7 separate regions of the Mus musculus genome follow, and all the other regions are linked to region 4. Evidence: chromatin loops called from intact Hi-C (ENCODE). Cell type or tissue: heart. All regions are shown on one strand. Links, peaks and the distances in the headings refer to the core of each region. The heading gives the core; the rest is flanking DNA. Region 1 overlaps Gm31686 (a long non-coding RNA gene). Region 2 overlaps Gm38809 (a long non-coding RNA gene). Region 3 overlaps Gm46959 (a long non-coding RNA gene). Region 4 holds the start of Gm32328 (a long non-coding RNA gene). Region 5 overlaps C530044C16Rik (RIKEN cDNA C530044C16 gene). Region 6 holds the start of Gm38808 (a long non-coding RNA gene). Region 7 has its middle 5.1 kb from the start of Gm38809.

Region 1 (4,455 bases), core at 218-4,217, 230 kb before region 4:
TTCTGACTCTTAAAGATCGAACTAAAATGAAAATTCCAGAAAGTCTGCGAAAGACCAAAGAGGAAAATTTAATCTGGGATATGATTGAATGTCCTAAAAAATATGCTATGGGGAAGGTAGGTTTAGACAAATAACGAGTTCCCTTTTTTACTACGCTTTTAGAAAAGAACGGCGTAGGAACCAGACATGTTAGTAAGAGGCTAGGAAAATAGAAACGTGTTTTACACAGCTAAAACTAAGCCATTAACTTCACTGCTAAACAAAGAAATAAAACACTACATTAAAACCAGACTGAAGGAAAATGGCGGAGTGGCGCCACCTGGTGTCTATTTTCTTTTACAACAGCTGGTGCTTTCTGCGCCCCCTGGTGGTGCTATGCAGGCAGGAAACCCACCTTGCCTGTTCCTTTGCTTTGTGCTGTTTGCACAGGTAAAAACAGTCCCTTGGTGTACCTACTAAGCAAGATAGACGTGCAGTCGCCATATACAAACAGAACAAGTGAAAATACACTATTTCCCACTTATTGCAGGGCACTCTTCCTTTTGATGTATCTCAGATAAACCCTGACTTCTAATTTAAATAATGACATGTTTGTAAAGCTCTTTCTCTCCAAAAAACTCTATTGAGGAGTTTGATTTTTTTTTTTAAGTTTAGTACCCGTGTTAACTTTTACTTATTTTTTTATATCAAAATAAACTTTGATTTCAAAAATGTAAGAGATGGATGTGAGTATTTGACTCAGAAATGAGCCCCATTCCCTCGTGTCTCAGTTTACCTAAATAATGAGGATTAGTTCAGTCTACCTTCCTTCTTGTGAGGGAGGGAGGATGGCGCCATGGTCAAGGACAAATGAGATGACTGTTTATGGGAGCAATCGAGAAATGGGACAGGCATTATTTGTACAAAACAGAGGTAGTATTGTGTGGGGATTTTTTTTTCTAGCTGACTTCAGTTCCAGCCCAAATATCTATGGCTCCAGAATTTTTAATTGGTTAATTGTGGAAAAGCCAATGAATGGGGAAGTTAAAAGTCCCAGTCGAGTGCCAAGGTTTAGTGTGAGGCACATCATTCATGTGAGCATGGCACATCTTCCATAAAGCAGGGATGTGGCCACAATGCCTGCTCTGCTTCTAAAATCCTTTGGCCATTTTGCCACTGACATCTGTCCTTGGAATATTACGTGGTTTTCTTACAGATTCTTCCTAACTCAAACTCATCCTGACAGATGAACCAGGGAAGGCTGGTATTTCCAAAACACCTCTTGGTTAGTGTGAGTCTAATCACCTCCTTTCTCTGATTAAGGTTTGACCTAGCTACTCTCCGCCACTTCTTCTCAGGGCATCTATGGTGACTGCTCTAAGGTAGAATATCCCACACGTTCCATGCTCAGGGTCATTCTACCCACGCAGTGAAACTTCATACAGGTAGGACAGGCACAATCCATGTTTTGCAATGTACCATAGATCTCTGTGCCTCCATGTCCTCATCTGTGAAATGGGTACTATATTACTGACTATCACAGACTAAGGTGGCACTGAGTACACATCTCTGTCCCAGACACTGAGTAGCTGTCACTCTTCTGGTTCACAGAGCACACTCTAGAACTTAGAGTCACTTCTGAATTTGATCCCAATGTTCGTCTTGCTGTTTCATTTTTCATTTTCTAGCAGTCCAACATACATTCATTCCAACCCCCACCCCAAATACGGAGTTCAATATATGCTAGTTTAAACTTACAAATGTAAACAATTTATGAAGTGTATGCTTACCACAGGCCTGTATTTTATTTATGATCCAGTACTGAGTCCATCTCACGAACTATAATATAGTTATCATAAACTCGACAACATGTTGGTGGATCTTGCCTACTGGTATTTCATAGTTTCGTGTACACGTGTAATTTTGATTCATGGTATTTTCAGCTTACAATGGTTTTGTTGGGGACATAGTCCCGTTGTAAACCGAGGAGCATCTGTACTTGTGAATACGTTCTTCAGGCCTCTGCTGTAGCATTTCCTTAGGAAAAAAAAAGAAAAGAAAAAGAAAAAAAATTCACTTCTTCCTCTCTAGTGACCCCTGGTGGCCAGCATGGAAATGAACATGGCAAACAGTGTTAGATGTGAAGACCGGTCTCAGTGGCATTTTGAAACACCGCGTGTATCTTAGACAATGTCCTCCTCCTATCTCCCTCACACTGCTGCATCCCCTACACTGGGACCCCTCTCACACTCTAACATACTGCTGCCCATTCAATACCTACTGGCTACGTGCATTTACTGTGGCAGGTCAAACAATACCATCCTGAGAAATTCATGCAGATTCTAAAGACATCACATAGAGAGAACAATAAAATATGAAACATATATTTTATTATTTTAATTTGTATTGATTATATACTGAAATGATATACTGTCTGTGTCTTACAGAGTTTTTATCACCAGAGTAATTGTACTCTGTCATGCACTACTTTCCTGTGACACTTCTTGTCTTTAAGATTGGATCTGGCTATGTAAGCCTGGACTGATGAAGAACTGGGGTTGCAGGTGTGTACAAAGCCACCCCCTCCTTCTCCCAGGCTGGGGTTAAAACTAGTGCCTTGTGCATGACACGAAAGTCAGTTCAGCTAAACAAAGTCTTCAGTTCCCCTCCAGGGCACAGGTTTCTGACCAGGCTTCCAGGCATGGGCTCCCTCTTGTGGAGCAGGTTTTAAGTCCAATTAGAGAGTGCTTGGCTACCCCTATAATAGGAATTCCATAATTGCACATCTTGCCAGGCAGGTTGATCTTGTAGTTTGTAGGTTTCACATCTGGGTAAGAGCTTGGATGATCTTTCCCCTAACAGCCTGCGTAGAACTGTCTGGACTATGAAAGCTAGCTGGCAGGGAGAACAACCTCTTTAATGGCTGTATAAGTGTCACGTTTATGGGTGTATGTTCTCTATTCAGATAATCTGGGAATAAGCCATCGATTAAGCAAAATTGAACATAATACTTCAAAGCACCCTTTGCAGTTTCTGTGGCCACTACACCAGCTTCTGGCAAAAAAATAAATAAATAAAAAGATAGTCATAATTGTATGAGCAACATCCTTAGTGAACTCAGCTGTTTCTCTTTGCTCTCTCCTCATTCGTCAGGGAGGATTTTGATATTCATATCACAATTACAAGATAGAGTGATTTGGGTCCTTAAATTACATATGGAAGTTAACCTTTCACCTTGAACAGCATCCTAAGTTAAGAATAAATAATGATTGCATTAAGCCATGTGTGATCTTTTAAAGATGTGTTTTACTGTGTACAGGTATGTGTTGTCTGTCTGTGTCTACACATGGGCATGCATGTGCTCTCAGAGGCCAGTAGAGGGCGTCAGATCCCCTGCAGCTAAAGCTCTAAGCAGTCATGAGCTGCCTGTGACAGCAGAGCTAGGACCCCAGGAAGAACTCTTAACCTCTGAGCCATCTCTCTAGGCAAGCTAATGGAAATTATCTTAAATGATATTGGCTATTTGGTTAATATGGGTTTTTTTTTGAGATAAGTTCCTAGAAGCAGAATTGCAAAGTCAAAAGGTATATATGTTTTTAATGACTTTTGCTGAGAAATTGAACAGTCATTTTACTCTTATATTCCTTATGTAAAAGGCCAGGTAAGGCACTGAAGGTCGATTGCTCCTTGGTACCTTGAGGATGATAGTTCTATGCTGATGAATAATTCTGCTCACAGAATATACAAAAGAAGATGTTGCCTTTTAAGAATGATGGCTTTGGAATGGAGGTTTTTTTTTTTAACTGCATGAGCTGTGTAGGCACTTTCAAGAAATAAGGATTATAGAAAAGGGAGCAGCAAGTAGCTTGAGTGTGCCTGGGCAGAGCTTCAAAATTGAAGGGCGTTGGTTGTTATTGTGGTAGGGAGGCTCTGGTCCAGCCTGTCTGTCTGGGATATAACTCACACTCTGCGGATGGGCCACTTGGGCCACAGGCTGCATCTTTGAATCCATCTATGGATTCGCTCTGTAAATCTCACTACATACAGCTGGGCCAGGCTCTTTTCATCTATCACAAACCACTGCCTTTCGTTTGATAACGACATTTGGTCCTTTAAGAGACGCAGATGTTAGATGTGGAAGGGGTGAAGATAAGACCACAAAACTTTTAAGATTCCTCCCAACTCTGAGACTCCCGCATGAGAGGCTCTGCAAGGAAGTGAGAGAGGTTGCCTGGTGCCTGAGTCTGCTCTGGAAGAGATCACAGTGGCCTGCGAGCCACATTGCAATCCGCAGGGAGCAGGGCTCTCTGGAAGCCGGAACAGAATATCTCTCTGCTTTTGGCTACAGGCTACAGTTCTTTCATCTTAGACTCTAACTAAATCCAGAATCCTTTTAAATGGGGAAGACAGAAGTGGAATGTGTAGCTAAGCCTTCTGCCTGTTGGATTAGCCAAGGGAAGAGATGGGCTTTGGAGG
Region 2 (4,455 bases), core at 228-4,227, 190 kb before region 4:
TCTGACTTTCATGTGGAGGTCAGACAATAACTTGCAGGTATTTGTTCTATTATTCTACAGTGTGAATCTTGGGGACTCTAACTGGAGTTGTCAGGCTTGCTGGCAATCATTGTAGCACACTGAGTCACCTCTCCAGCCCACGGAGATCCTCTCATCTCACTCTGAGTTATTCTCTACTCTGTTTTCCTCTGAGCCGCTGGTCCACCTTCAGTTCTTACCCAGGGCATCCTTCCAACCATTTCCCCAAAACATCACACCAGGACCTACTTAGGTCTCCATCCCCTGTACATTGCACACATGATTGCTCATCTTTCGTCCCTGATGCGTGCAGGACACATATGAGTCATGAACTGCTCTCACTTCTGGTGTTGAGTTATTCAGGCATGCAAACCCTGCCTGTTGCAGAATGGAAGTTTAGAGACAACTGCTCCAGAAGATCTGAAGGCACAAGGCTTCCCGGGGACACCATCAACTTCTCTCTCTAGTGAAGCGCGTGTTTTCCATCCACAGTCCCAGGAAAGTGGAACTGGATGAGCACAGCTTCTTTAGGCTTGTGCTTTTGTATATCAGTGTCATGGTTCTGCCCTACTAAGCCTTTTTGCCTTGAAAACGATAGCACAGTTATCTGCACACATCTCTCTGCACTTTATGGTCTGGTGTTCCCATAAAGATGACAGGCAGAGCATTTCAGAAGCCTTGGGTTCTCAGGCCATTTCCTGTGGAAGCAGAGAAGAAGGCATCAAAGCAAACCCTGACTGAGTCTCACTCTGCCCCATCATGCGGTTGGTTCAAGAGCGAGCAAGACAGTTTCTGGGGCAGCAGTGAAGCTCCTAGAACTAGTGAGCAGTAGCTGCTGGAAGGCTCCCTTGCTACTCTTAGGAGCTGGCCCAACATCCTTCCCACTCTCCATGGTGTGTGTGTGTGCTCTGCACATGGGTTTATCTCTAGGCTTAAAATATGTGGGAATCTGTCCACATCTCTGATTAGAAGACCATCTTCCAAAGAAGCGACTCTGGCATTTAGATGGCAAGCTGCATTTACTTAGAAGCCAGTTGAAAACAACTGAGATTAAGCCGGTGTGAGAAGATGCCAGTTTAAGGATGCCAGTTAGGGAAATGATTTGAATTGTGTGCTTAAAGACATGGACTGATGTCAGATCTGAATTCAAGTCCCATCCTACAACCCTGCAGCCGTAGGCAAATTATCTGACCTTTCTACCTCAGTTTCCTCCCCTATACATTAGGAATAGAGCCCTGCAGGCCTGGCTCTCCTCTAGTTGGGCACAGAGGCTCTGCCTCTAAAGCAAGATCTTGCAGCACTTCTGCAAAGAATGCATCAAAGACCCATAGAACCAAGGAGGGGGGAATCCTCTTAGGACTGTTAGGTGTCCCTTCATAATGACATCAACAAACAAGAAGTACTAACATATATGTCAAACATACATGAGATTGCCCATTTACTCTCAGCCACAGAGAGTCTAAGCTTAATGTGTTTAGAAAATCCTCAGGGCCCCTATGCATCTGGTGTTTGCCCTGCCCCCCTCTTTCTTTCACTCTACACTCCATCTGACAGCTAGAGGAGGCAGGGGGCTCAAGTTTCATGGCTGGGCCTGAGGCCCTCCAGGTATATTACAACTGGTCCATTTCATGTGAAATCTTCCAGCTTGACCAAGAGTCAGTGACCTCAAGCGCAGCCATTTAACCTCCATTACTTGGTTTATATTGGTAATATTTACATGGGAACTTGATTAAAGCTGACCTTTGGAGAAAACAGAATTCAATGTGTATTTGAAACCTCTCCTCTTTCTCCAGCCCATGTCAGGCGTCATCTGTTTCGCTTCTCCCCTAATTGGTGCACTGGCCTCCACTGTGTCTACCTCTCCCCGAGGGTTCTGCACTGCTTTCCGTTTGGGTCTGTGCCTTGTCGCCCACAAGCAGGCTTAGAAATCTGCAGGGTTAGATCCCCAGCTTGGTTGCAGTTAAAGACAGTTTGTTTTAAATAGATCCTTCCACTCTGTGTTGCAGAAAAAGCTCCAAGGAATCTTTCCCACCGTGTGTGTCTCAGCAGGACTGTGGCGGTCCCTGTCACAAGGACAACCAAGGTCCATGGGAAAGGAAAGCAACAGCCATCGCTTCAGAGTGCAACTTATCTTCCAATATCAAAAATCTTATCCATATTGCTTTTTAGTGCAGGATAATATGTCTGTAAAACTGAAAGAGAGGCTATTTGACAGCATGTTTGTTTGCTGACGCGTCCAGATGCTTAACCTGGTCTTAAGAGACTAAGTTACCTTCTGAGAGTGCTAGAAAGTCTAGAACGGATACATCTACACAGAACTCTAAATCTTAGAGGTGTGTGTGTGTGTGTGTGTGTGTGTGTAAGAGAAAGAGACAGAGACAGAGAGACAGAGACAGAGTCACAGAGAAACACAGAGACACAGACACAGAGAGACACAGACACAGAGAGACTGAGAGCATGGGAGTATGTGTGAGTCTGTGTATGTGTGAGAGTGAACTGTGTGAGTGTGTAAGTGTGAGTACCTGACTGTGTGTATGTTGGGGGGAGAGGCATAGTTAGGAGTCACATGTGTATACACAAATGTTCCCCATGCATTGGGAGGCTTGGATTGCTTCAAGCTTTCTTAAGAGTCTTTGCAAAGTCACAGAGCCTCTAAGCCTCCCAGAAAAGTAGATATTTTGTCCCAGAAGCTAAATTAGGTAAGCTTTAGCTTGAAAATGTGCCCTGGGGCGGGAGAAAAGCAGACAGAGAATGTCAAGAAGCCACAGTGAGCATGGCACCACTGCAGATGTCTGGTCAGTTCAGACAGAATGGGGTCACTTTGGAGGAGGCTGTAGTTGAGAGGGCTGGGTGTCTAGGAGCCCTCGGGTCATAGCTTCTACGACAACTGCATATTCTGAGGCATAGTTGGCATGGCGTTGCCCCATGGAGATTAGAAGGGGGCTTTTAGTTATAGAGTTCTTCCCCATGTCTCAGGCATACAGTGTTACCAAACTTTTATCACAATGTCATGAGACTGGAACTGTCATTCCTAGCATCTAGATGGATTTGGAGATTGACAGTTCCCTCAGGTCATACACAGAGAAGAATGTAGCATGGTCCATTCCAAAGCACCAGGGATGACATTCACACAGCCTGGCTGTTTTGTGCCTTTGAAAGCTGAGAGTCCAGGGACAGACTGTGCAAGCTGTAACCAAGATTGTAGTAGTGTGAGGTGGACTTCAGCAAGTAGGAGCCTTTCCTGCACACAGCAGAGGGAAAAATTCAAATTATTGGGAATAGCATGACACATTTAATTTTTTTTTCTTTCCAAACCATGCTTGCTTTGCTTTTCCTAGCCAAAGACTCTCCTTCCCCTTATCTAAACAATCAGAGAACTCTGTTCTCAAACCCCAGCCGTCTCGGTCGGGGAAGGTTATTATTGGCTTGGTTAAACAAAGTACTTGTTTATAATAGATATAATAGATGACAGAGTCATTTTGAAATTACACAGTTGGTGTAATAAAACCAGTTAAAACCTTATTTAAAAAATGTCACAGTTGGTCAAATGCATTCGTAGTGTGCGGTGTAGTTTTCTGTCTCCTCACAGAGGAATAGGAGTGTATTCTCAGTTCCCAGAGGGAGCAGAGGATTAGCCGAAAGGGGTAAACCTTCTGCTGGCTTTTCTCCTAGCTGATCTATATTTCCATGAATGGAATCAAGGCTTACTTAACCCCTTCCCGGGCCTCCTCTTAGCCAGTCTTTTTTTTTTTTTTTTTTTTTTTTTTTTTCACTATCGCTCAATTGCAGAATTCTCAAAATTCAGGGGCAATGTAAGAAATGGCATTATATAGAGCATGTTTTAGAGGCTCATGTAGAAATTACACACCGGAGAAACCAAATACTCACAAGTGGCAAGCATAATTACTTCTTTCTCTTGTTGATAGTCCCAAGATTAATAATAAAGTAAAAAATGTGCCCTGGGTGGCATTTTTTGACTTGTGTGATCACTACACATACAGAGCAGTGATGTGCTCTGTGCTGAAATCCCTCACACACAGCTGTGTCTACCCTGGATGTGCTGCTGGTGGGTGACTTCATTCTTTCCACTAGTGATGCTTTAGCCAAGGGTTTGAAGTCTGGATTCGCCAGCCTGACTGTGCCTGCTCAGACGGACCATCTCAGAACTGTACCTGGGCTTTGCCTGCAGCTCCGAGATGCCACCTCTAATCCACAGTCCTGCCATGAATTTGTTTTTTTGTCATAAATGAAGCATGGGGCTATGCCTTAATTTTCCCCGCTGCCCTCTGTCAAGTAATAACCATAAATATTGTCCTGAATCATTAAGTCACAACCTGAAACCTGATCCTGCCCAGCTCCCAATCAGACGGCCATCTGGGGGATGAAAGGAATCTATCTGGGTTTTGGAATGATCCAGACTCTAATTTGTAGCAACAG
Region 3 (4,455 bases), core at 340-4,339, 130 kb before region 4:
CTGCATGATCACAGTGCAGAGCCAAACCACTGCTGTGTGATCACACCAAAGAACCAAACCATTACAGTATGGGTACAGTCAGGTCCGTTGTCCACCTTGGACTTTCATCCACACGTGGTTTTGTAACTTTAAGCGCAAATACTAATTCTCTCTGCTCTATAAGTTTTCAGACTCTGGCACATTCTGTTTTACAGAAGAATCACAAGTGGCACAGAGTCATAAGCCAACATGTCTTCTCAGCTCGTTGGCATACTCCTCACCCATTCTGAAGCTCACAGGCGCATGATGGCGAAACCAAATTGTCAAAACTTCCAAACTTCTTCGGGAAGCTCAATTTTTAATCTTATCCATAAACACTATCAGTTATGTTCTGGACACAACAAGTTCACTCAGTTTATTCATGCAAATAGATCGATAAATCTGAATATCCAAAGTTTTTCTGTCATTCCTACAAGTAAAACTGGAGCCCCATGGGAGACGCAACACCTCCATTCACAGCTAAATCCACCAAGCTGGTTCTTTTCATCAAGGCAGCAATAATTTTTCTGTGAACAGGACAAGGACTTTACAAATTGAATCTTTTTTTAAAATGTGAACTTAGGGAGTATGATTTAAGAAAATAAATATTCTATTTTGTTTTAATGAATATTAATATTTTACTGCTCCATGAAGAATGCTATTGGGTGAAACTGGCTTTATTTTTTTTCCTCCCTTCACAAATTCATGGTGGAGAGCTGCATCAGGGCGCGCGCACAGTGCCTCTGCCTTGACTATACCAGTTCTGTTTCTGAGGTGTTTACATCATCAGTTAAAAAAAAAAAAACAGCCCCATGGACAAGGTAAAACAAAGTAAACACAAACAAAAGAAAACCCACCATTGTCTCTCAGTATCCATGGGGAACTGATTCCAGGATCTCCGGTGGATCTCAGATCCAAAGATGGTGAAGTCACAATGATGAATCACAATGTTGTGTGCATATAGCCCCCACACATCCTCCTGTGTCCTTAACTGTCTCTTCATGCCTAGTATACTACAGTGTAAATGCTACCCAGTTGAACTACATTGTTTAGAGAGGGGGGACAAGACATGCTGGGTAGAGAAGGCATATATCCAATCTACTGTTATTTGAATCCTCAGTTGTAGACTATCCAGATCCAGAGGTCGACAGCACATTGATCCCATGGGTTTCTAGAAAGAGTGCCATGAGCGTGCTGGGAGTGCCTCAGAGCTACAGTTCCCACTGAGAAGATGACCCTGGAAATATTGTTGAGCAAGTTAGTAAACTCTGGTTTCCTCTTCTCTGAATGGGAATCATAATAACCGTTCCCATGAAAGTGCGCTTGCGGAAGAACTGAGCCCTGGTGGTGGAAGATGTGCCAACCTCAGCACCTGTCTCGCTGTGAGTGAAAAGCATCAGCCTTCACTGTAGTTTGCTGTTCCTACAAGACTCAGCTCACCTTTACCTCCTCAGGAAAATGCCATCAAGTTAAAAAAAAAAAAAAACTACCCTCTGGTAAACAGCACTGAGAGAGACCTCCCCTTTGCTGTGATGTTTCCACTTTGCAAGAGAAGATCAAATTGAACAACAAACTGTTAAAGGCACGGTGCCTAAACATGGGATGACATATAAACATTGCAGCTGCATCTGTACTACCAGGCTGATGCCAGAGATGCCTCAGTCCCTGAGTATTAGAGCCGTCTATGACATCTTTATGTCAGCAAATGGTGTGTTGTAATGTTTGAACAGTTTATTCCAAAACAGATTCCAGATCTATTCTAGACAACCTATTCTCGAGAGAAAACTAAATGAGCACGTTAAGCATTGAACAATTAAACACTGTTATGTCCTTCAAGCCAGCTATTGAACATTTCACAGAAGCTTGGGTGTGTGTGTGTGTGTGTGTGTGTGTGTGTGTGTGTGTGTGTGTGAATTTTCACTTTTTCTCTGTCAGGGAATTTATAATGGAAAAGAGAGAGTCCCCAGCTGCCATTCACATCATCTCTTAATTAATGAGGTTGCAGGTCTCAGCCTCTTGAACCAGAGACAGCAGAAACTCCCTATGAAATGCATAGCTCTTCCACTCTCAGAAGCATCCAGACTATGGCTGGGTTTCCAGGAATGAAATAGCTGGGAAGTTGCTGCATTTGTCCTATTTCAAGCTGAGTGTGTAAATAATAAAGGTCAAAGTTGGAAAACAAGGCGGGTAATTCCTTGGTGACCAGCCAGACTCCAGTTCCCATCATTAATTCATATGTTGATAGACTTCCCCAGGAAGCCTGAGAACATAACAGAAGTAACTCAGCTTCCCCCAAGAGAAAAGGCCTCATGGATTTTTCCCTTGGCAGATTCATTTCTAATCACATAGCAGGAAACTATTATTAACATCTGGATATTCAAAAAGAGCCACTGAATTATTATTAAAAAAAAATCCTTCAACTCATCATAAGACACAAATGATCTACAGTGTGCACAATCCTTTCCCCGTTTTAGTCAAGAGTACAAATGAAACAATTCTGCATATTTCAGCTGAGGTTACACATTTGTTTTCAATCTAGGAACACTCATGTCTGCCTACCGTACCTCCTATCCCAAGGCAGATATGTCAGCGATGGCTTCTACCCCTCCCACAGTGAGCTTCTTCTTGGTGTACAGTTTTTAGAAGGCTACTGCCAGTACTCATTGGTTCAAAACAGCTGCAAGTTAGAGACTAATTCTGGCTTAAATTCCCTGTGATCAAAAGTCGTTCATTCTTTAGCCAGCCAAGTCATCCTTCAATACTTAATATAGATAGTTCCTTAACATCCATCATCATGACTTTTACAGACCCTGTCCTTTGCCCTCATCCAAGCCCTAGGCATTAGTAGCTGGTGGCACGAGGTAAATAGATGTCACTTCCCTATTTGAAACTTCTCATGGATTCCCTTTGTGATTAAGCCTGATCCCCACCAGGACCCACAGTCTTTTCTTGTTACCTCGGTACAATTAGATCAGGGCCATATGGGAAAAACAAACAAACAAACAAGCACTATTTTTAAAGCATTGCCCCATTCCTGACCCCATTCCCAATTAAGGATGGACAGCTCAAAACCTTGCAAGCGATGCTTACTTAAGAAAAAGCCAACTCAAAAATCTTCCCTTAGGAGTGGATTGTCAATGCTCCATTAAAGTCTGCTCTCCCGCCCACCCTCTTCCCTCCATCAGTTGTTCCAGCCCCTTCTTCTCCCCCTCATTGCTCTGGCCTCCTCTCCACCCAGACTGCCCATTTCAAGGTTCTGCCCAATGCTCTCGGGATTTTATTTTTACTAGTCCAATCTCATTCAGTCTCAAATCTTGGCATAAGGGTCACCTCCTCGGGGGCCCTTTGTCTATGAAGACACATACACATTCCACTAGTGAGTCTGTTTTGTCTGTCTTCCCAAGGGGCTTTCCTTTATCTGGCATGTTTGAACTCCCCAAACCTAGCTGAGAAACTACATCTAGGCCTTCAAAACTTCATGGGAGGAATGTGGGAGATCATTTTTGACAAGGCAGAGCTCTCTTGGCTGATGTTCACTCTGCTGGGATTCAGCATACGTCTCCCAGGGGAGGAACCTATCAGAGATGGAAGGGAAGGAAAGCAGGGAGCTCTGGGTGTTCACAGATTGCAAAAACAGAGGCTCCTAAACCACTGGTCTACGTAAGCAGTGAAGTTGGATATGTCTTATAGATCTACCTTTTGAAAAATTGCCTTCAGAATAAACTGGAGATCCAGGTGCTCAAACTGCAAGGAACGCAGATGGCAGTGTGGCTGGTATCCAGCACCCAAATAGGCAACAGTTTTAACTTTAGATTTTATTGAGTTATTTATTTGTTTGTTTGTGCACACATGCACATATGAGCTTGCACGGGGATGGGGGAGGGGAAGGATCAACCTTCAGGAGTCTGTTCTTTCCTTCCATCTTATGTGTCCCAGGGGGCCAACTCAGGTCATCAAGCTTAGCAGAAACTGCCCTTCCTCCCTGAGCCATCCAGCCAGTCCCACATTGGTAAATTCTTCTCCACACAGTCACATTGTTATCCAGTAAGGAAGGATGGCAGCTGCCATCTTGAAAAGAAGGTCAGGACAAAGGGTAGTCAGGATCTAGTTCTACTGAGCCACGCCAGAGTGGACATAAATGAAAGCTATTGGCGACAAAGGTATCATTAAACCATCATCTTCCAGGTCTATGCCAAGAAAAAGGATGCATATTTTCCAACTCTGTCTTCATCCATGGTATCCTCAGAGGCCAATATTAGGTGAGAGTCTTAGTGTATCAGACCACTCTCAATAACAGCCTTCCCTGTGGTTACCAGAGTCTCCTGTGGGTTACTGGGGGCAAGCATCCCCATGGAGGATGGGAGGGTGTTTTCAGCATGACGTGGGTTTGCTTGCATTTCACAAGGACACAGACTGAAGGGCTGTCTCCCATGAGCC
Region 4 (4,455 bases), core at 232-4,231:
CAGCTAGCCTGAGTCTAAAGTTTCCTTTTCTCCTGAGCAGGGCTGGGCTCTCTTTCTCTGCAGCGACCAGAAGAATAAATAAAATCTTTATAATCGACGTGGGGGGGGGGGGGGCATGCCTAGGACATATTTTTCAGTCCAGGGGAGGGTGGGATGATGTTTTTTAAAGAGCAGGGACTCACCAGGTCTGAAGTCACAATGTCAAGACTCGGGAGGCCAAGCAGAGCTTTTAATTCCCAAGTACTCGCTCAAAGGCGGTCCTATGTTAGCCGTTTGCAGAGCTCAGTCATCCTCCATCGAGCCCCTTCTCATCCATTTGATCGGACTGACCAGCATCTTTTTATAGAAATCCAGTCTTTCATGACAGAGAAGTTAAGTAACTCATAGTTTTCTTCAGGAATGAGAATTCCCACATCTTGACTATCTACAATCCCATTGGTCTGTCTTTTTCTTTTCCTCTGAATTTTTAAAACATGACTACAGATTAAAGCACTGAGGAAAATGAAACCATATCACATTTTAAAACAAAATAAAGATCATAATTTGTTTGATTTTTAGAGTCTTACTGTTTTGAATAGAATTTAGGAAGCAAAGCCTATACTTTATTACTTTTAAATACACTCACTGCCCCCAAACACTACTATGTTAAAAGCTGTTATGAAAGATGGCTACAGACGAGCACTTGATTTGGCATGATGTGGGGAATGGAGAGGCTGGCCGTATACAAGGAAGAATCAAAAAAATCTTTTTGCCAAAAAAAGAAAAAGAAAAAAATATTTTTGGCTTTTTTGAGTCAGGGTCTCACTGTTTAGTTTAGGCTAACTTCAAACTCATGGCAATCCCTCTGCCTCAGCTTCCCAAGTACTGATAACACAGGCATGAGCCACCATGGCCCCGTAAGAAGACTCAAATTTGAAAGAGACTTGGGTTCATTTTATAATTTCACTCACATAATTATAGTCATTACACACCTCTCTATCTCTGGTAAAATAAATATATAAAATAAAATAAAATAAAATAAAATAAAATAAAAAAACTCCCAAGGTCTCCTGCAATTTCTCCTCTGTGTGTGCTGTTAAAACAGGCACATGTGCACACAAGTGCACCCAGCATCCAATGAAACCACACTGAGGAGTCCAGTGATTGCCTGCCAAGGTTTACCCCAGAGCAAATATTTACTGCAGAGCTACAAAGCTTCCCTCAAGGAAGACCAAAATGGAAGCGTTTACACACGTGGCAAATACTTTATGCGTGCCTGGGCCACAAGAAAGAGATAGTTTAATAAAAACATTTATGGATTTTGAAAGCAAACACAATCCAAGAGCCTCTGCACATGTGGGAATAGATATTTCAACCTTACACGTTTTCTCCTGAAGATCTTTCCGTTGGCCACAGTGAACAAGGCCCACCGTCCTCTGGGGCTCAGCTAATCCACACCATAAAGCATACACAGCCACAAATAAAAGTATGATCTAAACAGTCCCTCCACGGAAAGGGCAGGGATGGGACCTTCTCTGTTCTTCCCATGCAGACAACCTCCAGCATCGACGATGGCTGCTGCTCATTGAGAAGTGTCGGTGTCTCACCTCACTCTGCTCCTCTCTTTCTCATGTTTACCTGTGCCTTGACCGTACCATAAAAACCAAAAAGTAGGCCTGGTGATGGTGGCACAAGTCTTTAGTCCCAGCACTTGGGAGGCAGAGGCAGGCGGATTTCTGAGTTTGTGGCCAGCCTGGTCTACAAAGTGAGTTCCAGGATAGCCGGGGCTATACAGAAAAACCCTGTCTCGGAACAAACAAACAAACAAACAAAACAAAAACAAAAACAAACAAACAAACAAACAAACAGAACCAAAAAGTAGGAAGGGATGCATGAGTGTGCTTTCCACCTCAGTTTTGTAGTCTGATGGTTCCAGCCCAGACCCCACTAAATTGTGTGACCTTCGTAGTCTAAGAATCAAAGTTTGGTGCTTAAGATTAGCATTTGGCACATTTCCTGTGTTCTGTCACTTGGACATCCGCTGCTCTTCCTTATGCTTGTGACCCTTCTTCCCCCACGTACCCAGACTACAGCCATTTAGTATGAGCGCCGAGGATCAAATGGAAATGGCAAAAGAAATCACTATAGGGAAGCTAAGAAAAGTGTTCAAGGCCCAGCCTGACAATATTTTTGGGAGAAAGACACGTGGCTCCTTGTTGTTCTATTCTTGGTCTGCGTCGCCCCCTGGTGGCCTCTCCAGAAGGAATAGGGCGGGTCGGGGCTCAGTTCCCCAAGGTTCTGGTCTGTGTCTTGAGGGATGGAGTTGCTTTTTGCAATGGTCTGGTGCCCAGTAAGTTGTAAAGAACAGGGAGCAGGGAGGGGTGGAGTGAGGCGCACGACACTGAGGGAAGATCTGAGCGGAAGGAAAGGAATTTTTTTAAAAATTGTATAGGGCAAAAGGCTCATGCTTCTCCACAAACAAAAGAACACTGGAACTAGATAAAAATGGATAAATGATTGATGGTAGATGATAGGAAGGAAGGAAGGAAGGAAGGAAGGGAGGAAGGAAGGAAGGAAGGAAGGAAGGAAGAAGGAACTATCGTTTTACAGTCAAGAAACTGAGGTCCAGAAACGGGATTTGCTGGGGAAATCAAGTTGCTAGTGACGAATCCTCCTCGCCCCTTCTGGGGTGACATTGTTGAAGGGATCACACGAAGTGGGGAAGGATTGGGGCGTCAGCAAAGGAGGGGACTCGCTCTGTAGATTAGAGATCACGGTTCCAGTCACCACGTCCCGGGGTGGGAAAAACTGAGGGGTGTTCCAGACCCTTGCGAACCCTGGGGCGCCCCACCCAGGCCCGCTGCAGGCTGACACAAAGCAGGCGCCCCGGGCGGCACTCAGGCTGGGGCGGGAGAGCTTGATTGATGGACCCCGGAGGCGGCGTAGGGTGAGAGCCGGTGCTCATCCCCGCGCTCCTAGCAAGGAAAGGCTGATTTACAGCGCCCGGCGGGACGCCGGTGAGGTCCCTGCAGAAATGAAACCCGCTCTGGGGCCCGGGGGCACTGCGGCCTTCCATCCAGCCTGGGTTTACGGAACTGCCAGCCAATCTGCCCCGCAAGCCCTGAACCCACGCTTGCCCGGAAGATGCCAAAGTCTCAGACTGAGAAGTTAGGAAGGGCAGCTGGCCCCATAGTCCTCCTCCAGGACCCTTCTCCGTTTGTTTAAAGACGCTTTTTTTTTTTCCTTAAAGCACTGAAAAAAACTCAATTCCATCCACCCCATAAAAGGGAACTATGCGTACCCAAAAATTCTTACTTAAGTTTCTAAGTGTGTTTTGTTTCGGAAGATAAAAGGCCAATAAGTTTATAGGCAGTAAAAAATAAGAAACTTAAGATTGGGACTTCTGGAGAAGTAATTCTAACTCAAAGATAGTGTTAGGCCCTCCTGTCTGTCCCCTGCAGTTTGTGAAGTTGACTCTTAGGCACCAGAGCTGAAGTAACGCAGGTTCGGGATCCAGAGATAGGGTGTAAAGTAAACTCAGTTAGGGGGCCGCAGGAGAGAGGACTAGAGAAACCACTCTAATCACTGGCTTCTAAATAAAATTCAGCAGACGGGAAACCCAAAGTAACAAGCCTATGAATCGCTATTTTGTAGGACGAGGGCCTCGTGGCTGGATTCTGAGTGATTTTTTTTAAAGTAATAAATATGCCTTTTTCAGAGTTATTTTTTGAAGACTGGGTACGATTTTAAATTTCATGACTATTAGGTATAGTGATCCAAAGCGGAGTACAGGGGTTTTTGTGGGTGGGTGAAGAGGCCGCGTGGTCAACCCGTAATATGTTCGTGGAAACTGCAGAGCTCGCCTGTCAACTTGATTTTCTTTTCTTTCTTCCCTTCTCCCCTCTGAAAATACCATTAGCTCTTAGTCTGGCCTTGGGGTTGTGGTCGCACGAACACCTCTCTTCCTGATAAGTCCAAAGAGAAAAACATATACACTGGAGGTGCCAGAGATAAAGCTTTCCCGGGGTTTCATCCTCGTGTCTTCCGCTGGAGTTGGCAAAACAAAAGCGCTGCCCTAGAAACGATACTAAAGCACAGAAAGTCCTTCCTGTGACCGAGGTCCCAACACGAATCGCTGAAAGAGCCGGGTGTGTTAACTGCAAATGTGTCCGAAAGCAGCAACGCAACCTTCGGCTCCCGGGCTGCGACCAGGCAGGCATCTGGGGAAAGGAAGAGTGGTCGTTGGAAAATTAAGCTTTCCCCTCCAACTTTAATTTCACTTTAATTCCTAAAAAACCGAAAATGACACTCCCGAAGCGCGGCCGCCTCGATCCCTTATGGCCGCCCAGTTCCCTTTAAGGAAAAGTTTTTGCAAACACTGAATGTGTAGTTTACTCTAAAACTTGACTGGGCAAAAGTCTCAAGAGGAAGCTTCCCATTAAAGCAACAACCAACAAACTGATTTTCGTAATATGT
Region 5 (4,455 bases), core at 269-4,268, 360 kb before region 4:
GTTTATTCAGTAGAGCTCTGCTTGGACAGTCCATCTCCCAACTACTCTCAGCCCACCCTCCCTATACAGACTGGGCTGTCCATGGGAATAGAGGGTGGTTCCAGGCCCTGACTCTCATTGGAAAGTTATAAATCTGAATCACAAAGTGCATCTGTAACATTTCTGTGTCTCTATTCGCATGGTCTAAGTCCATTGGTAGTACTTGCTTGATATACTGCAACCGCTCCACAAACATGTCGAGGAGGCTGCACCCAGAACTTTCTACAAGTCTTTTATTTTCCCCCAGACTTTTCTCAGTAAGCCACCCTTCCCAGGTCTGTGGGGTGCAGGCCTGGGTCTCTCCTGTTTTGCTCTGAACCTCACTTCCAAGTAGCTGCACTGCTGCTTGGCCTGTCTTCTGCACTGAACCCCCTCCCTTCTCCAGCTCAGGGTGTTTGGCTGTGCCTCAGAACCCTTCATGGGCCATACAGAGGGGTAACAGGAGTGATAACATTACCATCAAATTCCTTGCACCTTTAAAGGGGACAACAGTCCTCAGCCTAGGTATGCGCACGAGGGGCAGTGGGGGGGGGGGGGGGGAGAGAGAGAGAGAGAGAGAGAGAGAGAGAGAGAGAGAGAGAGAGAGACTCAGAGCTCAGTTTGTCTTTCACCGCCCTCTGCTGGTTGAGGTGGGGACTTTTAAAAAATCAAAGAACTGAGCTGAGAACTATGCAGTGGACTCTGATATCTGCAGGAACTTGGTAAGACAAGGGTGGGATAGGATGGGGGTGGGGTAGGGGTGTGGCCAAAAGTTTATATTTTATGGAGGAACAAAGTGATGTTAAGAAACCTTAAAGCCACTGTGTCTGAAATAGAAGCAGTGTTGCACAACCGGTTCAGTCCGATCCGCAGCCCAGGCGCCACCTGGTGCTGAACTTTTTCTGTCCATGCCCAGGTACCTCTTTACCACCCAGAGACAGAGGGAGTGGGAAGCAAGAATGCACAAATCCTTTAAACATGGGGCTACGTGGGGACAAAAGAGCCACAAGAGATTGAGGTCTGGCTTCTATCTTATAGCTACAATAGTCTTTTAGTGCCACCCAGGCGTGTGACAGGCCCCCTCTTTCTAATCTGTGAAGGGCTGTTCTCTGCTAATTTAGAATGGGGAGTGCAGGCTTTGTTTCCAATTTGTGTCCCGACACACCATCTTGATAGTGAGATGGGTGCTGACATATATTTTTATTGCAGAGATGAGGACCAGAGATGTGAGACTCTCGTGGCTACACAGGGCATAGAGATACTCACATCTTATTCCCACCATTCATGGGTGTGACTGTCAGGGAATCACTGGCAAAATGAACCCTTGCCAGTGGTGGCCAGTAAGGAAGCGGATGGGAGGCAAACTCTTAAGAAAGATGGGATCCGTGTCTCCCAGAGAGGTGGGATTTAAATAAACAAAGCAAGACAGAACCCAGGGGCAACGGGGGCCCCGAGAGAGCAGTGCAAATACAGATGTCCAGGGCCGGTGTACCGAACAGAGCAGAGGAGGGAGGTGGGGGCCAGGGCAGGACAGCTCTGCTCAGCAGTAGCTCTGGGGGTGAGCAGTTGTGAGCCTAGCCTGTGGGGAGCTGGGAGGGAAGATTACTTCTCTAAAGGTTGGCAGATCCTCTCGTTCCCATGACGTAAAGGAAATCGTGGAAACTTTCTGTCTGGGACAGGATCCAGGCACTCGAAGTCCTTGCCAACACTGTGATTTCTCATCTGTATGTTTGAAAGGAAGTTAAATAAATACGAGTTTTAATAATCTCTCTCATCGCTGACCACTGCCGTGAGCGCGACGCTGTGCTAAGCACCTCCGGGGCATCATCTCCTTTACCCTCCAGTACCTACAGGTCAGGCATGATTATTATCCTCATCTATGGCAAGGGGATTCTAATGTCTGGTGACACACAGGTGTACTAGCTAGTTACGAGTCTAAGTTTTAAGTGTAAACTAAGAATTTTGTTTCTCTTCATCCCATACCCCTGCTGTAAATGGCAATCTTCAGAGAACCCGCCCCCCGGCCCCCCGGTGTGAAGTGGATCTGATTTTTCCTACTGTGAGGCAACAAGAGGAGCCTTCAGAATTCCTTTGAGTGTTCTTAGGACACTTAGGTAGGTCTAACAAGTCTCTTCCCCAAAAGATACATGTGTTGGTGAAAACAGCTCAGTTTTTGAAGAAAAGGGAACCTACCTGCAGTTCTCAAAATGACCAGACGGTGGCAGTACACCATCAGTGATGCCATAACTTTTTTTGAGGTTTAAAGTTTGAGAAAACTGAATGCTGAATAGGTTTTTATGGGGACACAGAATTTTCGGTGCTAGAGCTCATTAAGCAATGCAGATAAAAATGGATAGCCTACAAAAATTTAATTTCTGTTTTCAACAGTATTTAGTTCATTGTTCAAAGTTGGTGATGCTATAGCTATCTATCCATCTTTAGGGTGAGCGTTGCCTTAAAGCTGATGGAGCACCGCCTAGAAAACAAAACAAAACCCTCAGTGCAGGGCTTAGGAAAGAATGTCCTACAAGGAGAGGGATGCTAACCTTGGTTTAAATATAAATTAAACCCTCATCATCTTTTACAGTTAAGTGAAACTTCTCGAGACAGCGGTGAAAGGTCTCCCTTCAGATATCCAACCAGACTTCACCTGAGGGGTTTTTCTCTCTGGCTTTAACTTTGTATGCCCCCCCCACCCCCCAAGCCTTTGAAGTGGTTATTTTAATATTTGTTGTGCTAGTGAAAGGGCCTGGTTTTAGTCTCTGTTCGCATTGCATTTCCAGGCCAAACATTTGATGTTTTTGCATCGCTCCCTTCCGGGGACCACGACTCCACTTTGTTTTATGACCAGAGCTGAAGCCAGCACCCATGACCCCGGAGAAGGGGACTGAGTTATTTATCCCCTCGGACGTTTCATTAAAGCACGGTTCATCTCCGCAAACAGTGTTTCCTAAACATGCTCTCTGATTACACAGAATGTTTTGCCTGTCCAGCTAAGCCATATTTTTTTAAGGGACATTTTTAAACACGCATGTTCAGGAACTCGAGCACCCGGTGGGGCGGGGGCAGCCCGGTGTGCAGCATTTAGAAGTGGAGTTGCTTCCTAATAAATACACAGCGGGGTCCTACAGGCGTGGGAGGTCCGTTCATATTTGTGGGAGTTAAGAGCATGGATTCCAAGGGAATTCAGAGTACAGACACTTAAAATAACACCAGTAAAGCTACATTAACCGCAGTGCCCTCAACACGTTGCCTTGAATGTGGTGCAATTTTTATTAGGTGAGGTTTTGTATGTTAAAGCCAGAAAACAAAACCAAACAGAAAAGCCAAAGAAACGGGCAAAACTTGGGATAATCCCTCTGTAAATATTTAATGAGAAACAGAACTGAGGTAGGTCGCCATTCATCTACTTTGATAACAGAGTCTGTGGAGGCTCTCCTAGTGGACTCTGGGGCAGCAGGGCAGATCTCCCCTGGAGCAGCTCATCCAGGCTGTGGCTAACACTGACATACTGACACTTGTCACGTTCAGCCGGATGGCAGCTCATGTGGGCAGGACACGTTTGACCAGAATTCCCCAGTGTCCCTCTGGAAGGGAAGTGGGTTATGTTTCGTGACCAGGGTTATCTTTATTTACTCATGTTCAGGTCAGCAGAAGAAAACGCACTGCATTAAAGTGTCGCAGGGCCATCATCCCCTCTGCTTCACCAGCCTGGGTTTCTGTTCTGGATCCCGTCTGCCTCCCACTCCCACCCCCACCCTCCAGTCCTCCCAGGGCAATCCTAGCTTAGCAGCTGCCAAGAAGTCAGAAGTGGCTGACCTGCAAGCCCCTTAGAGTCACAGCCTGTGTCAGGAACAAAGAAAAGACTACCTCATGTCCCTTGCAGATGCACTGAGAAATCTGAGGTCACTCTGTGAGGATACATCTGATGCCCTCCGTTCTCCTCTATCAGACTCCTTTACTGACAACCGAGACCCCTCACAGTGTCTTTTGATTATCAAGTGAATGGGATAGTATTTCCAAGGCCTTTCTGTAGTAAACTCTCATCAGCCTGATTCTCAGATAGAGTATGAACTTAGAATACTGAATTATGAACAAAACAGAGAGATGACTTAACTGAAGGAGGCTCTAACGAGTATGCGTATGCTTTGACAGATGTAGAGTATTTTTGATTTTGGATTTTTTTCCTTTGGGGGAAAATATTTTATTTACTTTTCTTATGTCCATCTGATAGGCATTATCAATAAGTGGAAAGAATTAGCTTTCACGGATTCCATGGTGAATGGTAAGTGTGGTAGATACATTTAACCTGACTGTATCATGATACGTATTCATGATTAGTGAATTGTAGTGTTGTGGTTCATGTCTTAGTCTTTCAATAGTAACCATAATACCCTAGTATAATCATTAGATGTACTATCTAAAAAATGGAACTGT
Region 6 (4,455 bases), core at 355-4,354, 490 kb before region 4:
GTTCATTTTCTGTTGTGAAGTAGGAGAACATGCAGGATGAGACATAGGCAGGACCTTCTCTGCCAGCCCTGAACACCTTCAGTCGTCCAAGGACAACTTTGGGGACGAATGTGGGACTATTAAATCATTTCAGAAATAAAATTGTATAGAACTTGACCTCCTAGTAATAACAAGATGGTTGGATCTGACTGGGATTATTAAGAAGGCTGAGTGTCCTCATCTCAGTGGTCCTAGAACATGGTCCTTACCTCAGCCCCAAATGTAGAAAGACCCATTTTGGTCCCTCGGTGTGGATCAGCAAGTACATTAAACTGATTAACGGTTAACTAAGCTATAGTAAATCCCCAGGAAAAGCAGGCATAGAGGAGATACATTTTGTTGTGCTGGAGAGCAGAGGGAAAGATATGATGTTCTCAGGGCTCACAAGGGCAAGATGAGCCATGCTGGACAGTTCAGGAGGGCCCAGGGGCAGCATGGGGGCACTGCCACGCCCTCGGGAGCATGGGTTTTGGGGTTTTAGTGCAATAAGCACAATGGCAGAAAACATCTAGCTCTTCTTTGATTCTGTGTAAGGCAGGCACAGCAAAGAAGAGCCAGAAGCACCAGAAGGGAGGCCCTCATCTGTGGGATGGATAAGAATGGCTCCAAGTATAGACCACACATTCTAACTCCTAGATCTTGCCTGCAGTATTCTGACCGTCCATCTGTATTGCAGCCTGAATTCTGCATTTTCAAAGCATGCTATGCTGGGTGATTCTACTGCAGGCAATTTGTGGATGACATTTTCACTTATTTACTTTTCTTTATTTTTATTGTTTTGTGTGCATTTGGTATAGGCCTATATGCACCTGTGTGTGCTCATCATATATAAATCCGTGGAGGCCAGAGGTCAAAGTTGGGTAGCTGTCTCAGTTACTCTCCACCTTAGTTTCTGAGGCAGTGTCTCTCACCAAACCTCACTGTTTGTTTTGACTAGGGTGGCTGGCTAGTGAACCCCTGTCTGCTGAATTTCATCCCGCAGTACTGGAGTTACAGTTTATGTGAGGTATACGGCGATCAGAGCTCGGGTCCTAATGCTTCCAGCTCTGATGCATTGTATGTCGAATGATATCCCACCTTTCCGTGTGAAAGGTGAGCACTCACCATTCGATGCATTGTTTCGGTAGTGTTTAGTTCCTCCCTACCACTGGCTATTTTGCACTTCATGTATTATTGCCCCTGGGAATGAGACAGGCTGCCCGATCTGGAAGCAACGAATACTTGGCATTCCTGCCTGCTGCTGCAGAAGTGGGTTTCCCCACTGCAGATCTCTATAACCTTTGGGTTGAGAAAGCCATAAGAACCCCCCTTCGGCATTTCCCCAAAGAAACACTGTTCAAATAACTTACAACACGAGGCAGATTGTGTGGTACTTAAGGTCTTCTTGGTGTGTGTGGAAGAGACCTGAAGGTCTAGGATATCCAGGAATGAGCGGAAAGCCACATTTCCAATATATCCATTAGAGAATGACAAGAGCTGGCAAAACTTGAGTTATGGGGTCGTAACTCCACGTCACGATTCTGGCAGTAGCATAAGGCACTTGAACCCTTCCTTGGTAGTTTATGAAAACGTCACCCTCTCTATCCTCACCCCACCTTCTGCCATAGAAGATTAATAGCTCCCATAAATTACAATCATATTAAAATATATGTATTATATCTCAATATGAGCTTTTCATATAGGTATGAAAATGCCCTTGACTTAAACCCCCTGAGTGGCGTGTCTTGCTTTTTATGCTAATGCAAATTAATTCCAGAGAAGATGTTAGTTTTATAAAAATAAAAAGGCCCTGTAGATGGGGCAAAGCTTTACAAAAGGTCACAGCGGACCTTGAGCCTGGCTACTCCGGGCTAGGAAACAATCAAAAACAGGCACGAGAAACAAGCATATGGAAACCAAACCAAACACAGATACACAAAAACAGGAGAAAGATGGCTATTTGGGAACAGACAGGAAAGAACTGAGGCTAAAGTAGAGCAGGCTGTCATGGCTGTGCTGGGGGGGGGGGGGAGGGTCCTGAATGCCTGAGTCACTTGGTATTAGGTGTTAAGATCAATACTGGAAAACTTGAATGTTCAGGAAAGCTGGATCATGACTTGAAAATGGCCCACGTTTGATATTTGAAGGGATAAACTACTGAAGCGTTCTGCGTAGAAGAAGAAGATGAAAATAATACCCAGCAGGGAAATAGGTGTTTAGGAGCCTCTAGGGCAGGGGTTCTCAACCTGTGTGTCGTGACCCCTCAAGAGTTGAAAGAGCCCATCACAGGGGCTACCTAAGTCTTCAGAGAACCTGCCTTGTCTTTCTGCTTCCCAGGTTCTGTAGAGCTGCACCCATGTCCAGATTTCTGCCACCACTCAAACCTGTTCTGTCCATATCGTACTTCAGGGACTGAACCAAGGCCAGCAGCACTTAAGGATCGGGACTCAGGACCATCTACAAAGATGTATGCTGAGTACTTCAGGGACTGAGCCAAGGCCAGCAGCACTTAAGGATCGGGACTCAGGACTCACCATCTACAAAGATGTATGCTGAGTCTTTGTCCTTTAGCTCATTCCTCATGATCTGGATTTGAAAAACAGAATTGAGAATCTTTCCCAGAAAGAGCAGCTACATCAGTTTGAACCATCACAGCCGCCAAATTGCACTTAGGAAGACAAAGGTGGTGGGAGAGCAGATGCAAGGGAGGGAGGGAAGACAAACAGGAGGAGAAGAAAAGGATGGAGTGGGACAGAGGACAAGACCAGCAGTGCAAACCTGGTCAAGCTTCTGGTGGGCCGTCGGAGCAGTCCCTCACTACTTCCACCAGGGGGCAGACTCTACTCACCAAAACAGCCCCAACCGGTCAGACGCTGCAGGGAACACTGAGGATTTAGAATAACTGTTCTCCTTCATTCCTGCTGGCCTCTTCTATCCATCAGGTCCTTTTGATACTGTCTCATCCCTGGGAATAGGACTAGGTGGAGTCAAGGGGAAAACCAAAACCAAAACCTGACTTTGCTCAAATTTATAGAGTTTCATACAACATAGAATATAGAATTACAGCCTTGCCTTACTGTTCTAAATGCAGATGCTTTACCTCTGTACTGCAAGGCTATTGCATACACACATCATAGTCACATTGTTCTTCTAGGAGTTTCTGAATGGTGGAGAACATTTTTCTAGTGTCGTCTCAGGTCTTTTCTGCTTTTGTTTCTGTTGCGCTTTTAATACAAGGTGAGAGAGTGCATGAAGGTGTGTGTGTGTGTGTGTGTGTGTGTGTGTGTGTGTGTTCAAAGAATTCATAAGCTCTCAGCTTCTGTGTTAGAGGAATATTGTTATTTGGAGAGTAGTTGAAAATAGCCAAATTACCGTAGATTGTTCTATGGTGCTTAAAATGTAATCTCCGCAAGTGCCTCGTTCTCGTTGCTTCTGAGCACAAGATGACTGACTTGGTAAAAAGGGAAAGTCTGAACTGGGATGCTAAAGGGGATCTATTTCTTTCATCCTCCAAGTCGTTAAATATTATTATTACTGAGAAGAACGTTCCGGTGCCCACGCTGTTTTCTTTCTGGTAGAATTTGTCCTATTTTTGAACGCAATAGAAACAGCTGCCTTGAGAGCACGTGTGCCTTTTAGACTAGAATACTAGTGAATGAAGGTGGCCTCTCCGAAAGGTGAAAACACCCAACGAGAAGCCAATAGGGTCTCTGAGATAAAGATCACAGCCCAAGACGAAAAGGGATGCGGAACGAGACGACGAGCTGAGGGAAACGCAGATTTACTCTTCCAAAACTAGACAAGCAAACATGGGCACAGCAAAGCTATTGAGCAATGGATAGATATTAGACTCCATTAGCCTTGGGCTTTGCAGTGAGCTGTAGGTACCAAGAAAAGTCGGTTTATGTTGAGTAACCTTGGACAATAGCTTTATTCACACTGCTTAGTTTGGTAACAGGGGAAGACATGGAGTGAAGCTGCTGCTCTGTAGAAGGGTCATGGGGCCTATCAACCCCTGCCTTTAAGTATAACGAGCCAAGCATTACCTCCGTTTAAGACATCTCACATAACTTTTATGATGCACCATTGGACTAATTTAGCCCTCAGTCTCCTTAATGCCTGTGATGTATTGTGGTGACTCAGAGATGATTATTTCCGGGTGTGGGACTTTCTCCTGGTCCATCTCATAAGCTGCATGCCGATGTCATGAAGCTATTGTACAGAAAGAAGGAAGGAAGGAAGGGAGAGAGGGAAGGAGGGAGCGGGAGAGGGAGGAAGAGAGGAGGGAGGGAGGGGGAAAGAAAAGAAGGGAGAAAGGAAGAAAGGAAGAAAGAAAGAGGAAGAAAGAGAGAGAAAAAGGAAGAAAGAAAGAAGAAAGAAAGAAAAAGAAAAGAAAGACAGGCCTTCAAAACCCTGGTTCCTTCAGAGCAGGAGGAC
Region 7 (4,455 bases), core at 320-4,319, 170 kb before region 4:
AAAACCAAGGCTCAGGGTATGAGGTTTACCAAACTATATTTCCTTTCTTTGAGATATTTCAACTTGAGCTATACTTCCATAGTGAGAGAGAGAGGCTCCAGAGTGATGTCCAAATGGCCAGGGCCCTCCTCTCCATGAACAGAGAGGACCAGGTCTAAACTGTCAATATCCTTTGCTACCACCTTGTGTCATGGTGCCTTTGTCCCTCTCCCCTTTCATGAGAGCATTTGTTTCTTCACTCACCAAGAAATTATCCCAGACATTGCTATAAGCAGAAGGAATACAGCAAACAGTGAGACTTTTTAAAGGTCTAGTAGCAACTGCAGGCAGGCCATGGAAGAGAGCAGTGTGAGATTCATTGATGAGGGTAAATAGCAGCTTCTGTAAGGCTGAAAGGCTTTTTGGGAGATGGGACATCTAAGGTCAGTTTCCAAATGTGATGTTCATAAGAAAGGGAGATGGGTATAGAGTGTGGCATTCCTGACAGAGAAGAACAATGTATCTAAGAGCCAAGAGGTGAGAGAGAAAGACAGAATGGGAAATCCTTAAGAAATATCTTAGGCATTCACGGTACAAGAGGTAATAGAAACGTGGTTGCTAAAAACACTTGCATAATGTGCTATAGTGTTGGATGGTCAATTGGATTAGGGTCAGCTCAGGCTCTATTCCATTGGGGTTCCTGCTCCTGTGCCCTATAGGTCACAGAACCGAGCAGTCTCTCCACAGCCTCCCACTCATGTCTCCCAAAGGTTTTTTTTATTAAACTCTGCCCATCTCTGTTCCCAAGATGCTGTTGTGAGCCATAGGCAAAGCACCTTCATACAATTAATGAGCCTGGAGTTACAGATCCAAACCTGAGACTCACACCCTCAAGAATGTTTCCTCTCAGGATATTTATTAGTTCAGAAGACATGTGTGGGCAGAGCATGTTATTTAGTGACCTGTAATGCCTGAATAATGATCACAATAAATCAGCCCTCATTATTATGTGCAGGAGAGCTGGACGGCCCAACTGGCTACGTAATGAGGTCTAATTTAATGCCCTGGTATTATTCTGCACATGTTTTCTGAGAATTAAAGGGTGGGGTGGGGGTGGTCTCATGGATCCAGATGCCCTGGGATGTTCCGCACTTATGAGGGCAGGAGGGACGGGCAAGTGGCACAAGCATATGTTAAGAGTTGCAGAAAGAGCATGGTCAGCAGTGCTCAGCCCTCTCAGTGGGTTACAGGGACGCCCGGTTCATCACAGCAGCTTAAACAAGAAATGCTGATAGAGCTAATTATAACAAACAGCAGCAGCCTGGGAACTATCTCATGGAAGTAAAAGGTAAATTACATGGTCAGGAAATGCCAGCAGTGGCACAGACATCAGAATCTTAGTGTTAAGGGTGTGACTGTTCCATACCTTTCAACATAAGCCAGCCTTCATAGGCAGGACTATAAACGAGTCTGTCCAAAGTGTCCAAGCCAGGAGACATGACTCTCAGTTCATTCTTCTTTGAACATGACCAGCTCTCATTTCTTGCTATGAAGAGCCTTTAGCCACAGATACCCATTATTGGCGCCTTTAATTCTTTCTAGGTAGCCAGTCACATTGATTACCTAGCATCATTAGAACGGGACTGCCTCTTCTGAAAGGCAACGGAGAGTTCAATTTTAACCATATGACGCACAGTGATTTGTTCTTAAAGAGTTCGGAAACTGAAATCACTTATCTTCTGCCTAGCACACCCATGAATCTCTGCCTGCTGTTTGTTTCCTGTTGGTAGTTTCCATGAAACGAGAATAGTTTGAGACCCTCATGTAAGTGTTCTTCTCTGGATCCCCATAGAGCCACCAAGTCTCTGGCAGTTATAAAATGTAATACCTGCATGTGACACCAGGGGCCAAGCAGGCCACAGTGCTCCCCACTCTAATCTATTGCTGTCTCACAACCCTTCCTTGCCAGCTTCCAGTCCTCTCCTGTCTGTCAGTGTGGCTAAGTCAAACAGGGCAGATGTACTTACACATGCCAGGCAATCACGTGGAGCAATGGGCTCCCCAACAAAATGGAATGTTGAGCAAAAATCCTTCTGTCTGTCCCACATCTGCCAAATAACAACTTTAACATCTCTGAACAGCAGCGTGAGCATTTGTTTCTACATTGCCCAGATGATTTCTTTGTATTACCTTTGGGCTTGAGTGGAATTCATAAAACGGGTGTGTCCTGAGACCTGTTGGCTCATAATCAAGCAGGAAACCTTTTATTAAAACCATGATGCAGAATGTACATCCCAAGTACAAGTGCCGGGAGACACCTCATTGTATCTATTAAATATCTATTAAAATACTCTAGACACCAGAAGAAGAACCTATGAACCCTTAAAGGAAATCCTTTGTGATGTTGACTAGGAATTCTGGTGTAAAATGGCAGTTAACTTCGCAACTGTTAAAGTGTGAAATATCCCTTCAGAAGCAGTGGGGCTTGGTGTTTACCGGGCTGTCAAGGCTAGTAGAATCTGATAATTAGAACCCAACATACTGATAGGACGTGAGCTATAACAAGACCAGAGAAGGCAGACCTATCCAGAGTTGAAAGTGATCCCAGTAAGTGAAAACTGACATTAGTCTAAGTTAGCCTTGTAAACCATTTGGAATGATGTCTATAAAGATGGCTATAAGTAGAGTTGCAGTAAACTCAGCCCACCTACTCTGTCTCTAGCATTGAAATAGGTACCTATGCCCTCTTGAGCGTGCACTGTATGGTTAACAGTGTTAATAGAGGCTGCTGTATGAAAGAGGAGGTAAAAAAATTCATCTTCAAGAGTTTTGAAGCTACGCCTCCCACTTCCAACCCACTTTGGTACAGAAAGCCTCACCCTTTAGCCCCTTTTCAGAACCACCGAGGCTGGTTACAAAACAAACTGCAGAGATGACCCCAGAATTCCTGGTACGGGGGCTTGGGAAGGTCTTAGAATCCATGGTCCTGTGGCGCTGCTTCTGCTGGACCTTTGGCCATCTCTGAGGAGTGGCTTGTAAAGTATTTATGAGTGTGTTGGAAAACCTGTGTACCCACCCCTTCCACGAGCAGCCACACTGCCCTGCTGATGGCTCATTGAATTCCATGTGATCACCTGCCAGCTTCCTCGCCTTCTGCTACTGTTTTTACGGGGCTGTAAGACTCCCCTCTTGATGTTAAGAGAAATCATCTCAGCCTTTTAATGCTTGCTAAATTTGCCCTCTGGTTTTTCTCTTCCATCAACCTAGATGTGCCAGAACAGGCAGCATGTAGTATGTAGAAAAATCGACTTCTGTTGTTTCTTTGAAATCGGTCAGACATCCTCATATCCACAGGCATCTACTGCCCAGAAGGGAGTAAAAAAAAAAAAACAGAACCACAATTTAAAAATTAACAGTTTTGGCCATGCAATCAAAGCACAAGATTAAGACGAGCTTCTGAGTACATATATAATATACAAATAATGCACAAACACACACTCACATAATATGTCAAAGACACGGGCTAAAATAGACCAGTCCTTCATAGACATGACTTAAATATTAAATTTAGTCTGAGTGCATGATTGAAATCATATCAAATATTTTTGTGATCTACTCAATCAAATATGTTCCACGGTAACTGGATAAAGTAGACGCATGCAGTTTACAGCAAGGGTAGAAGAGCAGATAGAGGAGTGGAAAGAAAACACAACGAACAGACTCGCTGGCCTGTGGCCTCTAGAGACCACATGGGCCTCTCTTCTTCCCTTGACACAGAACTCCCAAACTATGGGAAAGCTCCAGAGTCGGTTTTCATCTGTTGTCTGGAATCATGCCCCAAGTTCTCACTGAGTACAGAGGTGTGTGCTTAGCTTTCGGAACTTTTGAAACAAAATAAGTATATTCACTCCACGTATTAGTAAAATGTGATTCAATTCAATTCACCAGTAGTATTTTTAAAATAAAAGGTGATTTCCTGTTCCTTATTCATTAAAGAGAGAGAGAAAAAGAGAGAGAGATGTTTCTTCTGTGGCATTTAGTTTTCCATATCTGGAGCTGAGGGCTGTGGAGGGCTCGGGCAGTGGCAGACAGATGCCACCGCCTGTCTTCAGTCTACTTGGAGATCTTATCAGGAGGGAGTGCTCTCCCTCAGGAACATGGCAGCCTCTGGGAAATCGTGGCTACACATTCATTCCCATCTTAGGGTTGCAAAGTGATCTAACTATAAAAAGACCCAATAGTCCAGGAAAAACTCGAGGAATGTTCTAACAACAACAGTCTCAGGGTAAGTCTAGTCTCTGCTTCCTTTAGATCCTGACTCACCTCTTTTCAAAGTAAGGGACCGGTGGAGAGGTTTTTAGAAGCGTAGATCTCCTCTGCCTTTTTTTCCTTATTGTATGCTTTCCCTCTTCCTTACACTATAAGCAAACTGGTCAACGTTCAATTACTTTCTATTGTTTCCTTCTCTGTCTGGAT

Evidence for each region. A loop is a pair of places that touch in the nucleus more often than their neighbours do. Peaks named below come from ENCODE experiments on the same cell type or tissue, not always from the same donor. Only the 100,000 strongest peaks of a DNase experiment are listed, where the experiment ranks them.
Region 1: a loop joins it to region 4, with 12 times the contacts of the local background. A loop is called at or near these places in 39 of 42 quality-filtered maps.
Region 2: it touches region 4 in a loop (3-fold over the local background); 7 of 42 quality-filtered maps call a loop at or near these places.
Region 3: it touches region 4 in a loop (6-fold over the local background); 7 of 42 quality-filtered maps call a loop at or near these places.
Region 5: it touches region 4 in a loop (16-fold over the local background); 41 of 42 quality-filtered maps call a loop at or near these places.
Region 6: a loop joins it to region 4, with 7 times the contacts of the local background. A loop is called at or near these places in 36 of 42 quality-filtered maps.
Region 7: a loop joins it to region 4, with 2.8 times the contacts of the local background. A loop is called at or near these places in 7 of 42 quality-filtered maps.

Annotation. Positions count from the first base shown.
Region 1 is chr6:50,936,951-50,941,405 of GRCm38, forward strand. Gm31686 (a long non-coding RNA gene) reads right to left here. Exons shown (of 4, transcript XR_377658.3): 3 at 1,770-2,016. Among named protein-coding and RNA genes, the nearest start is that of Gm31686, 5.2 kb to the right of the region's middle. In heart, for the core only: CTCF peaks have their summits at 350 (motif pointing left), 2,073 (motif pointing left), 2,713 (motif pointing left) and 3,355 (motif pointing right); DNase peaks (open chromatin) are centred at 361 and 3,901; H3K27ac peaks cover 303 bases.
Region 2 is chr6:50,980,254-50,984,708 of GRCm38, forward strand. The region is part of intron 2 of Gm38809 (a long non-coding RNA gene); the gene reads right to left. Among named protein-coding and RNA genes, the nearest start is that of Gm38809, 7.7 kb to the right of the region's middle. RefSeq lists enhancers at 818-2,077, 3,714-4,455. In heart, for the core only: no CTCF peak of the experiment used is centred there; no DNase peak of the experiment used is centred there; H3K27ac peaks cover 3,099 bases.
Region 3 is chr6:51,034,582-51,039,036 of GRCm38, forward strand. The region is part of intron 3 of Gm46959 (a long non-coding RNA gene); the gene reads left to right. The region is part of intron 1 of Gm31746 (a long non-coding RNA gene); the gene reads right to left. Among named protein-coding and RNA genes, the nearest start is that of Gm31746, 24 kb to the right of the region's middle. In heart, for the core only: no CTCF peak of the experiment used is centred there; a DNase peak (open chromatin) is centred at 2,210.
Region 4 is chr6:51,166,018-51,170,472 of GRCm38, forward strand. Gm32328 (a long non-coding RNA gene) reads right to left here and starts at 429. Exons shown (of 4, transcript XR_377663.2): 1 at 183-429. In heart, for the core only: a CTCF peak has its summit at 2,235 (motif pointing left); DNase peaks (open chromatin) are centred at 2,234, 2,854 and 4,044; H3K4me3 peaks cover 2,009 bases; H3K27ac peaks cover 2,732 bases.
Region 5 is chr6:50,806,088-50,810,542 of GRCm38, forward strand. All of the region lies in intron 4 of C530044C16Rik (RIKEN cDNA C530044C16 gene), which reads left to right. Gm31455 (a long non-coding RNA gene) reads right to left here. Exons shown (of 5, transcript XR_869068.3): 4 at 1,625-1,740. Among named protein-coding and RNA genes, the nearest start is that of Gm31455, 14 kb to the right of the region's middle. In heart, for the core only: CTCF peaks have their summits at 874 (motif pointing left) and 2,226 (motif pointing right); a DNase peak (open chromatin) is centred at 1,654; H3K4me3 peaks cover 378 bases; H3K27ac peaks cover 1,154 bases.
Region 6 is chr6:50,676,503-50,680,957 of GRCm38, forward strand. Gm38808 (a long non-coding RNA gene) reads right to left here and starts at 2,980. Exons shown (of 3, transcript XR_869066.2): 1 at 2,867-2,980. In heart, for the core only: no CTCF peak of the experiment used is centred there; a DNase peak (open chromatin) is centred at 2,849.
Region 7 is chr6:50,993,091-50,997,545 of GRCm38, forward strand. It overlaps a transcript of Gm46959 not described here. Among named protein-coding and RNA genes, the nearest start is that of Gm38809, 5.1 kb to the left of the region's middle. In heart, for the core only: a CTCF peak has its summit at 1,882; no DNase peak of the experiment used is centred there.